3 separate regions of the Homo sapiens genome follow, and all the other regions are linked to region 3. The links are chromatin contacts, found by Hi-C or POLR2A ChIA-PET in ENCODE. All regions are on one chromosome and are shown on one strand. The core of a region is the stretch at or near the end of the contact, and the rest is flanking DNA. Distances in the headings are between cores, read along the strand shown.

Region 1 (3,249 bases), core at 328-2,827, 720 kb after region 3:
ACCACACGCGTTAACAAAAATAGTAGGGTCTATTTTATTTGACAACACCCACCAAAAGTTCAAGTTCTATTAGTTTTCATATACTTAAAAAAAATGTTTCCCTCGGAAACATCACCTTGACATATCTTGGGGGAAACATAGAACGTGGAGAATTGTTTCTGTTGCTCTCCCCCACCCCACTCCATGCCAACATTCTGCATCTCTGTGCTGAACATCAGGGAGCCACCGGCCTTGTCAGCCTTCACATTAGGCCTGCCCTCTCCCTGCTGCAGATCAGCAGCCTGTCTCGGCCTGTTGGAACTCTCCCTTAGTGTGTTGGAGACGTTGAGACATTGTGACAAAAGTATGGAACCAGGAGTCAAGGAAGCTTCAGTCCTGGCTCGGGCTACTTATTTTTTGTTCAAAGTTAGCTTTTCATTTAAATGTCTGTGTTTCTGTTTCCTTGTTTAAAAAATGTTATAATATATGGCTATCGTAAAGTTGTTGCAAAAACTCAAAGGAGAATACAGACATTTAAGATAGTCTGCATGGGCCGGCATGACGGCTCACGCCTGAAATCTCAGCACTTTGGGAGGCTGAGGTGGGAGGATTTCTCGAACCCAGGAGGAGGCTAGGCTACACTGAGCCATGTTCATGCCACTGCACCCCAGCCTGGAGCCTGGGTGACAAGGCAAGACTTTATCTCAAAAAAAAAAAAAGACTTTTTTTTTTTTAAGTTCTGGGATACATGTGCAGAACCTGCATGTTTGTTACATAAGTATCCATGTGCGGCCGGGCGCGGTGGCTCACGCCTGTAATCCCAGCACTTTGGGAGGCCGAGGCGGGTGGATCACGAGGTCAGGAGATCGAGACCATCCTGGCTAACACGGTGAAACCTCGTCTCTACTAAAAATACAAAAAGAAATTAGCCGGGCGTGGTGGCGGGCACCTGTAGTCCCAGCTACTCGGAAGGCTGAGGCAGGAGAATGGCGTGAACCCGGGAGGCGGAGCTTGCAGTGAGCCGAGTTTGCGCCACTGCACTCCAGAGCCTGGGAGACAGAGCGAGACTCTGTATCAGAAAAAAAAAAAAAAAAAAAAAAAGTATCCTTGTGCTATGGTGGTTTGCTGCACCTATCAACCTGTCATCTTGGTTTTAATTCCCGTATACATTAGGTATTTGTCCTAATGCTCTCCCTCCTCTTGCCCCCTACCCCCCAACAGGCCCGTGTGTGATGTTTTCCTCCCTGTGTCCATGTGTTCTCATTGTTCAACTCCCGCTTATGAGTGAGAACACACAGTGTCTGGTTTTCTGTTCCTGTCTTAGTTTGCTGAGGATGATGGTTTCCAGCTTCATCCACGTCCCTGCAAAGGACATGAACTCATTCTTATAAAAAAGACATTTAGTCTTTGGGAAATAAATACTGAAGATTAGCTTCAAATGGACAGTGGTTTGGATGTGATTCTTGCATCTCTGACTAAATCGTAAACTTATCCAAGTCATTGTCCACTGTGGCTCCCACAAAGCTTTCAGGCCTGTCTTCCTTGGTGATCTTGCTTTGATGTGCTATGAAAGACTGTCCCAGCAGATGGCAGAAGAGAACTGAGTCAGGAAAAACCAGCCTGGGTATTTCAGTGTGCACTGTGCACTGGGTAAAGCTTCTGCACCTTAATGTCCCTGCCGCGGTAGCGCTACACGTCGACTTCACAATCGCTGCTGAACTTCCCTAATAAAGGTGGGTCAGCAAAGGCGTGAGGGTTACCACTCTATCCAAACACCATGTCACTGAGACTCACTTAGGAAGAACATTCATTTCCTGAGTACTTCCGTAGTACTGGAAACGGGGATGAATACAAAATAGTCCCTGTCCCCACAGAATTCATAGTCCAGCTGAGATCAAATAAGGACAGAACAATTTGCATTTTGCCGGGCTGTCCTCTAATGACAATAATTTCCTGAATGTTTTCAGGTTGCCTGTTTTAGCCATATGTTCTTCTCTGGCCGCTTCTCTCCAGCCCCAGCCTCAAGTCCAACTCATGATCTCTGGCCTAGGATACAGCAACAACCTCCTAAGGGAGCTGCCTCTGCTCTTATCCACCTCCAGTTTATTCTCACCGCATAGACAAGATAATGTTTTAAAAATGCAAATGCGATTACACTGTATACCACCTACTCAAAAGATCTAATGGCTTTGTATTGACCTCATAATAATACCCCTGCCCTTAATCTTACTTAAAAGGCTTTTTGTGATCCGATCCCTGTTTTTCTTCTCCTAACTTATCTCACCCTCTCCTCCTGCAATCAACTCAAGAGGCTGACTTTCAGTTTCCCAAATGATTTTTATCCCCTACCAGATTTGCCCAAATTGCTTTTCTCTCTACCTAGAATGCCTTAAAACTAAAACTCACTCCCTCCCATCTACCCATCCTCCTTAACTTGGCTAACTAGTATTTATTCTTCTGCTCTCAGGTTAGATATCCTTTCTTTTGGGAAACTATCCCTGACAGTATAAGGCTGGGCTGAATAATCCTCCTGAGTACTCCAGAGCACCCTCTGCTTCCATTCCCCTCGCATTTACCGTATTTCTTCGTAATGAGTTTGCGTATCTTCCCCTGTCTACTGTAAATTCCTGGCACATGAGGACTTCCTCTCGCACAACAATGTATCCCCATTTCTTGACACAGTTCTTGGTACAGAGCCGCACTCGATCAAAACTTATCAAGTAAATGAATAAATCAATCATAAAACACAATTGATACCATCCAAGAAGTCATAAAATTCTTGGGGCACAAGGTCTTAGGAGAGTAGATCTTTCTGTGTGTATCAGCCATATCCCTTTTTTTTTTTTTTTTTTTGAGATGGATTCTCTCTCTGTCACCCAGGCTGGACTGCAGTGGCACTATCTCGGCTCACTGCATCCTCCACCTCCCGGGTTCAAGCGATTCTCCTGCCTCAACCTCCTGAGTAGCTGGGACTACAGCCACCCCCCACCACACCCAGCTAATTTTTCAATTTTTAGTAGAGATGGGGTTTCGCCATGTTGGCCAGGTTGGTCTTGAACTCCTGACCTCATGATCTGCCCACCTTGGCCTTCCAATGTGCTGGGATTACAGGTGTGAGCCACCATGCCTGGCCAGCCATATCCCTTTTCATCAAGATGTTGTCAACCATACGCTCTCAAATCAAGTTGTGACCAGGTGCGGTGGCTCACGCCTGTAACCTCAGCACTTTGGAAGGCCAAGGCAGGAGGATTGCTTGGGCTCAGGAGTTCA
Region 2 (3,050 bases), core at 126-2,625, 520 kb after region 3:
TTGCCCTTTTATGTCCTTTCCAATTTTTTTGTGGTAAGTATATAGGGATTTGATTATCAAGGGGAAAAAGTGAAAAAACTGAAGGAACAATAAATAAATGAGAAGAGTCAGCAGCCTCTGAGCTAAGCCCTCGTTGCTTTGTTTTAGACATCTAGCTAACCACGTTCAGTGTGAACCTCAACTCCCAGTGTGGCCCGCGGCTGTGGCCACCAGTGACCGTGAGCAGATTGTTTGTTGGAACTTGAAGAAAAGCATCAATGTAAAGGGTTGTGAAAATAAAAACATGTTAAGGAACTAAAGGCTCTCAGTTGGTTAACATGCAGTTCATTTTAAAAAATATGTATATTTGATTGTCTCATGATTAATTGGGAAGAATTTTGTCATTTTTACTGAAGTCACTTGTACAGAGACGCCAAAGGATGTTTGTGATCTCTTCTTTATTTATTGGTGGCCTTGGTCACAGTGAGAAGAAATGTTCTCAGAGCGTTTTGTGTATTGCAAAAGGGAGGTGCCATTTTCGTAATGAAAAATTAACGACATATCCATCAAATTAGAGACTCAGAAGAGAAATAATGCATTGTTTTTTACTTGCAGAAAAATTAGACACTATGTGTCCATTATCAGAGTGTGCAATGGCAACAATAAGGTACGTAAGGAGAGCCCCCCGGGGCCCCAGGAACACCCCAGCAAGATTTTCAGCAATCAGAACTAATGGCTTTTAAAATTCACTTTTAGGCTGAGAAAATATCCGAATGTGTTCAGTCTGACACTCATACAGGTACGGTGCCCCGTATTTATTCTTAGAGTTCATTGAGTTTTTGGAGAAAAAAAATAAAAACAGATCTTTAACTAGCTTGCCTGGTGTAATGGTGGGATTTTCCTCAGACTGTGGCAACATTTCTCTCCTTGACTCCCCAGGCTGGCTTATGAGTCACTTGTACAGAGGACTTGAGCGCTTGTGAGCATTCTGATGGGTGCCCTGGGGCGGGTCTCTGAGCCTGCGAGGGAAAGAAATGGTCAACTGAAATGCATGAACTCATGTGAAGTGTGGTTTTATAACCTGATTTATACTTTAAGAGGGTTGAGTGTTTATCCCACAGTCCTTTAACAGGGATGTCTTCATCTGTCCTGACACTTACCACTGCCAGCCTGCAGGGAGGTAGCCAGGCCCCTCGCACTTGCCTCACCTCTATGTTTCTTAACCATGCCTTGGACACCATCTGTTCTTCCCCATAGCTTTCTTACTGCAAATGCATTTCCCTGGTTTGGAGTCACCTGTTTCCTTCAAACGTGTCATGACTTCAGCAAGCCACTTCCTGTTCTGGCCCTCACAGATGAAGGGGCTGGGCTGGGATGGTGAAGCGCCACTCCAGCTTCAGGCAGGAGGTGCTCCGTCAAGTGTCTGTGTAGACACTTGGCGTGCCACCCTGCCTTGCCTGAGTAGTGTGCTCTGCTTGCCCATGTGGTCTGTAAGAGCCTCTAAGGAGAAGACTTCCCTTCATGCTGTTGGTGACATGCTTTCTGCCTTACCAGAACAGTTCATTCTTTCATTCTAGAAACACTTACTACATATTTTTGTGAGCACTTAATGTGTACAAGATACCTGTCCTAAGTGCTTTAGGTACAGCTTATTTTAATGAAGCCTTAGAATAACTCAAGGAGGTAAGCATTTTTAGGTGAAATTCTCTTTACAGGTAAGGAAACTGAAAGTTTAAGTAATCTGCCCAAGGATCTCCATTTAGGAAGTGGCAGAGCTAGCACCTGAATCCAGGAGGACTGACACTAGGGCTCTGAAGCACAGTTTTTATGGGTGCCCCAGGAGCAATCAGAGATTTAGTCTGAAAAGAGAGACACATTGACACAAAGGAACACAGCAAGTGATAAGAAGTGATCCCCAGGAATGAGAAAGGGCAGTGGGTAGTCTTCTAGACAGGGAGAGGTGGATTTGAATAGAAAAGAAATGTGAGCGGGAAAGCATTCCAGCAATAAAAACAGGCATAGAAGGGGGAAAGTACAGGGCATGTTCCAGAAAAAGCAAGTACTAAATTTTGACTTGTATAAAAGGTCAATGGGGAAAGAGGTATTTGGGTCAATAAGAATCCTTAAATGCTAGGTGGGAAGTTTCCATTTTCATCTGTGGACAGTGGGAGTCTGAGGATTTGTGAGTCAGGGAGCAGCGTGATGACATCTGAGCTTTGAGAAGCTCTTAGAGCATGTATGTAAGATTACATGGAAGGAGACACCAGAGAGAAGAATACCAGCATTGCCATGGTCGAGAGGAAAGAAAACAATGGCCAGGGAATAATAAGGTGATGACAGTAGGAAGAGAGAAGAGAGACCAGATGTGATGATGGTGTGGGACTAGAGAGAGAAAAGCAAGAAAGTCCTTGAAAAGGTTGTTTCTGAGCCTGGAGATTCAGGCAGTAGCAGTAGGGCTGGGGAGGATGAATGTGGAGAGCTCTACCTGTGAGGTCCTGGTGGGCAGTCAGGTGGGTTTGTTTGTTCACCCCTTTGCCCATTTATTCTACAGATTTCTGTTGAGTACCTGCTGAGTGCTGGCTTCTGTGTTCTGCAAAGAGGTTAGGTCTAGAGATGAAAATGTTTCTGGCCAGCCAAGCATTAGCAAGTAGCACAGATGTGGAAGTGATGGAAACCAGGGATGGTAAAGGGGAATGGAAACTTTGAGATTACAGTGGAAGAGAACAGCAAGAAAAGGAGAGGAGGGGTGAGGTGGATTCCTAGAGACCACCCACCTCCAGAGAAGGAGGAAACAGAAGCAGGAAAAGAGGGGTTAGAGGGACGAGGGAGTCTGGAGAGCGTTGCTGAAGCTGAAGGCGGGGAGAACGGGAAGCATCAAGACTGGTCAGGGCTGAAGCACACATAGGGAGGGAGGGGGATATGGAGCCAGAGATGGATAAAAACTTGTGCTTTGCATTCAAGAGCTCGTGTGTGACCTGCAGACATGCAGTTTCAGGAGAATGGCGAGGGCAGAAGCCAGATTGCAGGGGCTGGAGGAGTCAGAGTAGAAAGCAGCATGTGTGGGCCTGTTA
Region 3 (3,192 bases), core at 61-2,560:
ATATGATTTTTACAATTTTGTATTCTTCTTTTTCCCTGAACATTTTTCATAATATGCTTTGTATCTCTTATTGTTAAAAAAAAAAGTTGGTACATGAAACCCATGGTCGTGGTCATTATAGAAAAAAAAGTAGGCCTGGCACACTTGGCTCACACTTGTAATCCCAGCACTCTGGCAGGCCGAGATGGGTAGATCGCTTGAGACCAGCTTGGGCAATGCAGCAAAACCCCATCTTTGCAAAAAATACAAGAATACAAAAATTAGCCAGGTGTGGTGGCATGCGCCTCTAGTCCCAGCTACTCAGGAGACAGAGGTGGGAGAATTGCTTAAGCCTGGGAGGTCAAGGTTGCAGTGAGCCCTGATCATATCACTATGTTCCAGCCTGGGTGACAGAGTAAGACCCTATCTCAAAAAAACAAAACAAAACAAAAAATGCAGATAACCAAAAAAAGTCACCTTAGAATTCTTTCCTGAAATTACCATTGATGACATTTCTAGACTTTCCTGTGCTTGAGTATATATTTTGAAAGAGTTTATACTGGACAAATGGTCTTTCACTTTATTTATTTATTTATTTATTTAGAGACAGGGTCAGGCTCTGTTGCACAGGCTGGAGTGCAGTGGTATGATCCTGGCTCACTGCAACCGTGCCTCCTGGGTTCAAGTGATCATCGTGCCTCAGCCACCCTAGTAGTTGGAATTACATGGGCCACCACACTGGCTAATTTTTGTATTTTTAGCAGAGATGTGTGTCAGATCCCAGGGTCCAGGTCCAGCCCATGGTGAAGTCTGAGGGGAGTGGGTGGGTGAGCAGAAAGAACAATCGGGGGGCCATAGGCAGGTGAAAGATAGTTTTATTCAGCGGCAGCTCTCATTAACAGCTTTCTTACACTAGCTCTCTTATTAGCAGCTTACTCTTCCACTGTTCGCCTGTCTCAGCAGCTTGAGCCAGCTGCCCCTACACATAGCTGCGCAGCCAGCTCTCTCTTGCCTTCAGGGTCAGCAGCTTAACTCCTTCTCTCTCTGGGCATGAGCAAGCCCAGCTGTGTCCTGGCTCCCTCCCATCTGCCTGCAAGATGGACAGCTTTGGCTCTCTCTTTCTCTGGGTGCCAGTGTGCTCATCATGTCAAGCCATGTTAAGCCAAACTGAGCCAAGCCCCGAAGAGCCATGTCTCTTATGCACGGCATCAACAGGGCAGTTATACCTTTTACAGACAATAGTGGCATAAAGCCAGGAATGAACTTACACAAACAGGTTATATTACAAGTGGAGCTGTGTGCTTGCACGCCAAACTCGTGAGTCACACAGGCCTAGATATCCACCTCGGCCTATTCCTTGACCAAAGCACATCTATGTACCTTACTATGTGGTTTTGTATGTTGGCCAGGCTGGTCTCAAACTCCTGAACTCAAGTGATCTGCCCGCTTCAGCCCCCAAGTGCTGGGATTACAGGTGTGAGCCACTGCATCTGACCGGAAAGGATGTATTTTTGCTCAATTAGCAACACTTCTGGGTCTTTAATGTCTTTTCTATGGCTATTTGATATTCACTTTATAGAGAATTAATGCCTGTATTGTTGGACATTTAAGTTGTTTCCAAGTTTTCACCATTATAACTGTATTTGTGTGTATATATTATATTCTTGCCAGGCTGTAAGCTTTACTAGCAGAGAGGAAATTTTAAAGCTTTAAAAGAACGCTGAGCTAGATCTAGCTTCTGGCTCTGTGTGTTTATTGACCAGTGGTGTGCCTTGAGAAACCAGAACTCTCTGAATTTCAGTTTTGTCTCTGTGTAAATGAAGAAGGTTGTAATAAAAAAAATCTCAAGTTTCCTTCCAGGCTCTGATCTTCTCCATGTGATTCTGATAGTTACCTCCTCTGCAGAAAGCCATTAGGGTAACGGCACTGAGAATCTCAGGGTTCTGAAAGGGGAGATCCATGTGCCATCACCATTGATAGTTGTTTTTTGCAAAACATGTTTTGCTTGCCTCTATTGGTGTGTTGCTTTTAAGTACGGATTTTTTATTTTTATCACCAGGCAGCCCCTGCAACATTTTTGGCAAAAAAATCATTCTCCCATAGCAGATTGTGCTTGTGACTTTGGGCCATGATGAGGCCATAGTCTGGTGTCAATGTGGGGCAGCAATAATGACACACCTCATCCTGCTGTAAGGCCTTGTTGGAGGCTCTTTGCCTAGTCTCCAGGCAAGGGGCAGCTGCCCTTCTCTTAGCAAGGAAAGAGGGCTACTTCTTTTAGCCCAGAGCATTCCGTGGAAACTGGAGGCTCAAAGTTCTCAGATGTATCCACTTAAGTTTCCCCATACCAGCTATCAGGATCCTATTCCTCTCGTCTTGTCTCCTCCCCTCCCCTCACTTCCCCTCCCTTCCCCTCCCCTCCCCTTTATTTTCTTTTCTCTTTTTCTTTTTCTCTCTTCCTTTCTCTCTTTCTTTCTTTTTGTGATGGGATCTCATTCTGTCGCCCAGGCTGCAGTGCAGTGACGTGATCTCAGTTCACTGCAATCTGTGCCTCCTGGGCTCAGGCGATCCTCCCACCTCAGTCTCCTGGGTAGCTGGGACACAGGCAGACGCTACAACATCTGGCTAATTTTTGTATTTTTTATAGAGATGGGGTTTCACCATGTTGCCCAGGCTGGTCTCAAACTCCCGGGCTCAAGTGATCCTCCTGCCTCAGCCTCCCAAAGTGCTGGGATTACAGGTATGAGCCACTGCACTTAGCTCTCCTTTTCCTTAAGTAATTCTAAATAAAAACAAGACTAAATCATAAAATAAAATGTGTGTTTTTGGGGAAATGACACAAAACTTCCATGACACCTGACATTAAAATAGTTTATTTCTCGATTTCCTGCTGTGTGCATGTGTGTGTGTGCACCCTTGTCATTGGTTGACGCCCTATGTGTGTACTTGCTATAGCTACTGGGTCAATCTGCACAATGTCTGACTCCACAGTTTCCAGCAAACAAAAACTCTATATGGCCTAATTTTCAAGCAGTTGAGATTGAAGCAGCAGTCTCCTTCTGAATTTAATTTGAATTAAACTGCCAGGCCGTACTTGTGTGGGAAACTGACAATTTTCAGCAAGAAATTTCCAGGTGAGGCCTGTCACCCTCCAGTGTAACTCTAGGGCCTGCATGGCAGGGAGACTGGCTTTGGCTGGAGGCTGGGTCAAAAGGC

Evidence for each region. Hi-C counts contacts between places; a loop is a spot of excess contacts on that map. ChIA-PET counts read pairs that join two places held with the same protein, here RNA polymerase II (POLR2A). Pooled maps may share reads with other maps.
Region 1: a loop to region 3 is called in a map of A673, with 4 times the contacts of the local background. The contact joins two enhancer-like sites. A Hi-C loop is called at or near these places in 8 of 168 maps with a recorded cell type or tissue (A673, IMR-90, PC-9 and 5 more), 1 of 37 single-sample maps with no recorded cell type and 16 of 50 pooled maps.
Region 2: a loop to region 3 is called in a map of dorsolateral prefrontal cortex, with 2.4 times the contacts of the local background. The contact joins two enhancer-like sites. A Hi-C loop is called at or near these places in 1 of 168 maps with a recorded cell type or tissue (dorsolateral prefrontal cortex) and 4 of 50 pooled maps. POLR2A ChIA-PET finds 5 or more read pairs at or near these places in 2 of 52 experiments (GM10248 and GM12878).

What each region holds. Positions count from the first base shown.
Region 1 is chr15:85,295,179-85,298,427 of GRCh38, forward strand. No RefSeq gene overlaps it. Among named protein-coding and RNA genes, the nearest start is that of MIR7706, 84 kb to the right of the region's middle. Within about 2 kb of position 1,578, at least 3 of the 41 ENCODE cell types and tissues checked have a DNase peak (open chromatin) inside an H3K27ac peak, as active enhancers do.
Region 2 is chr15:85,099,421-85,102,470 of GRCh38, forward strand. PDE8A (phosphodiesterase 8A) reads left to right here. Exons shown (of 22, transcript NM_002605.3): 10 at 595-646; 11 at 736-778. Among named protein-coding and RNA genes, the nearest start is that of PDE8A, 120 kb to the left of the region's middle. Within about 2 kb of position 1,376, at least 4 of the 41 ENCODE cell types and tissues checked have a DNase peak (open chromatin) inside an H3K27ac peak, as active enhancers do.
Region 3 is chr15:84,578,346-84,581,537 of GRCh38, forward strand. It overlaps LINC00933 (long intergenic non-protein coding RNA 933), which reads left to right. Exons shown (of 4, transcript NR_038274.1): 4 at 1-1,836. Among named protein-coding and RNA genes, the nearest start is that of LINC00933, 9.3 kb to the left of the region's middle. Within about 2 kb of position 1,311, at least 6 of the 41 ENCODE cell types and tissues checked have a DNase peak (open chromatin) inside an H3K27ac peak, as active enhancers do.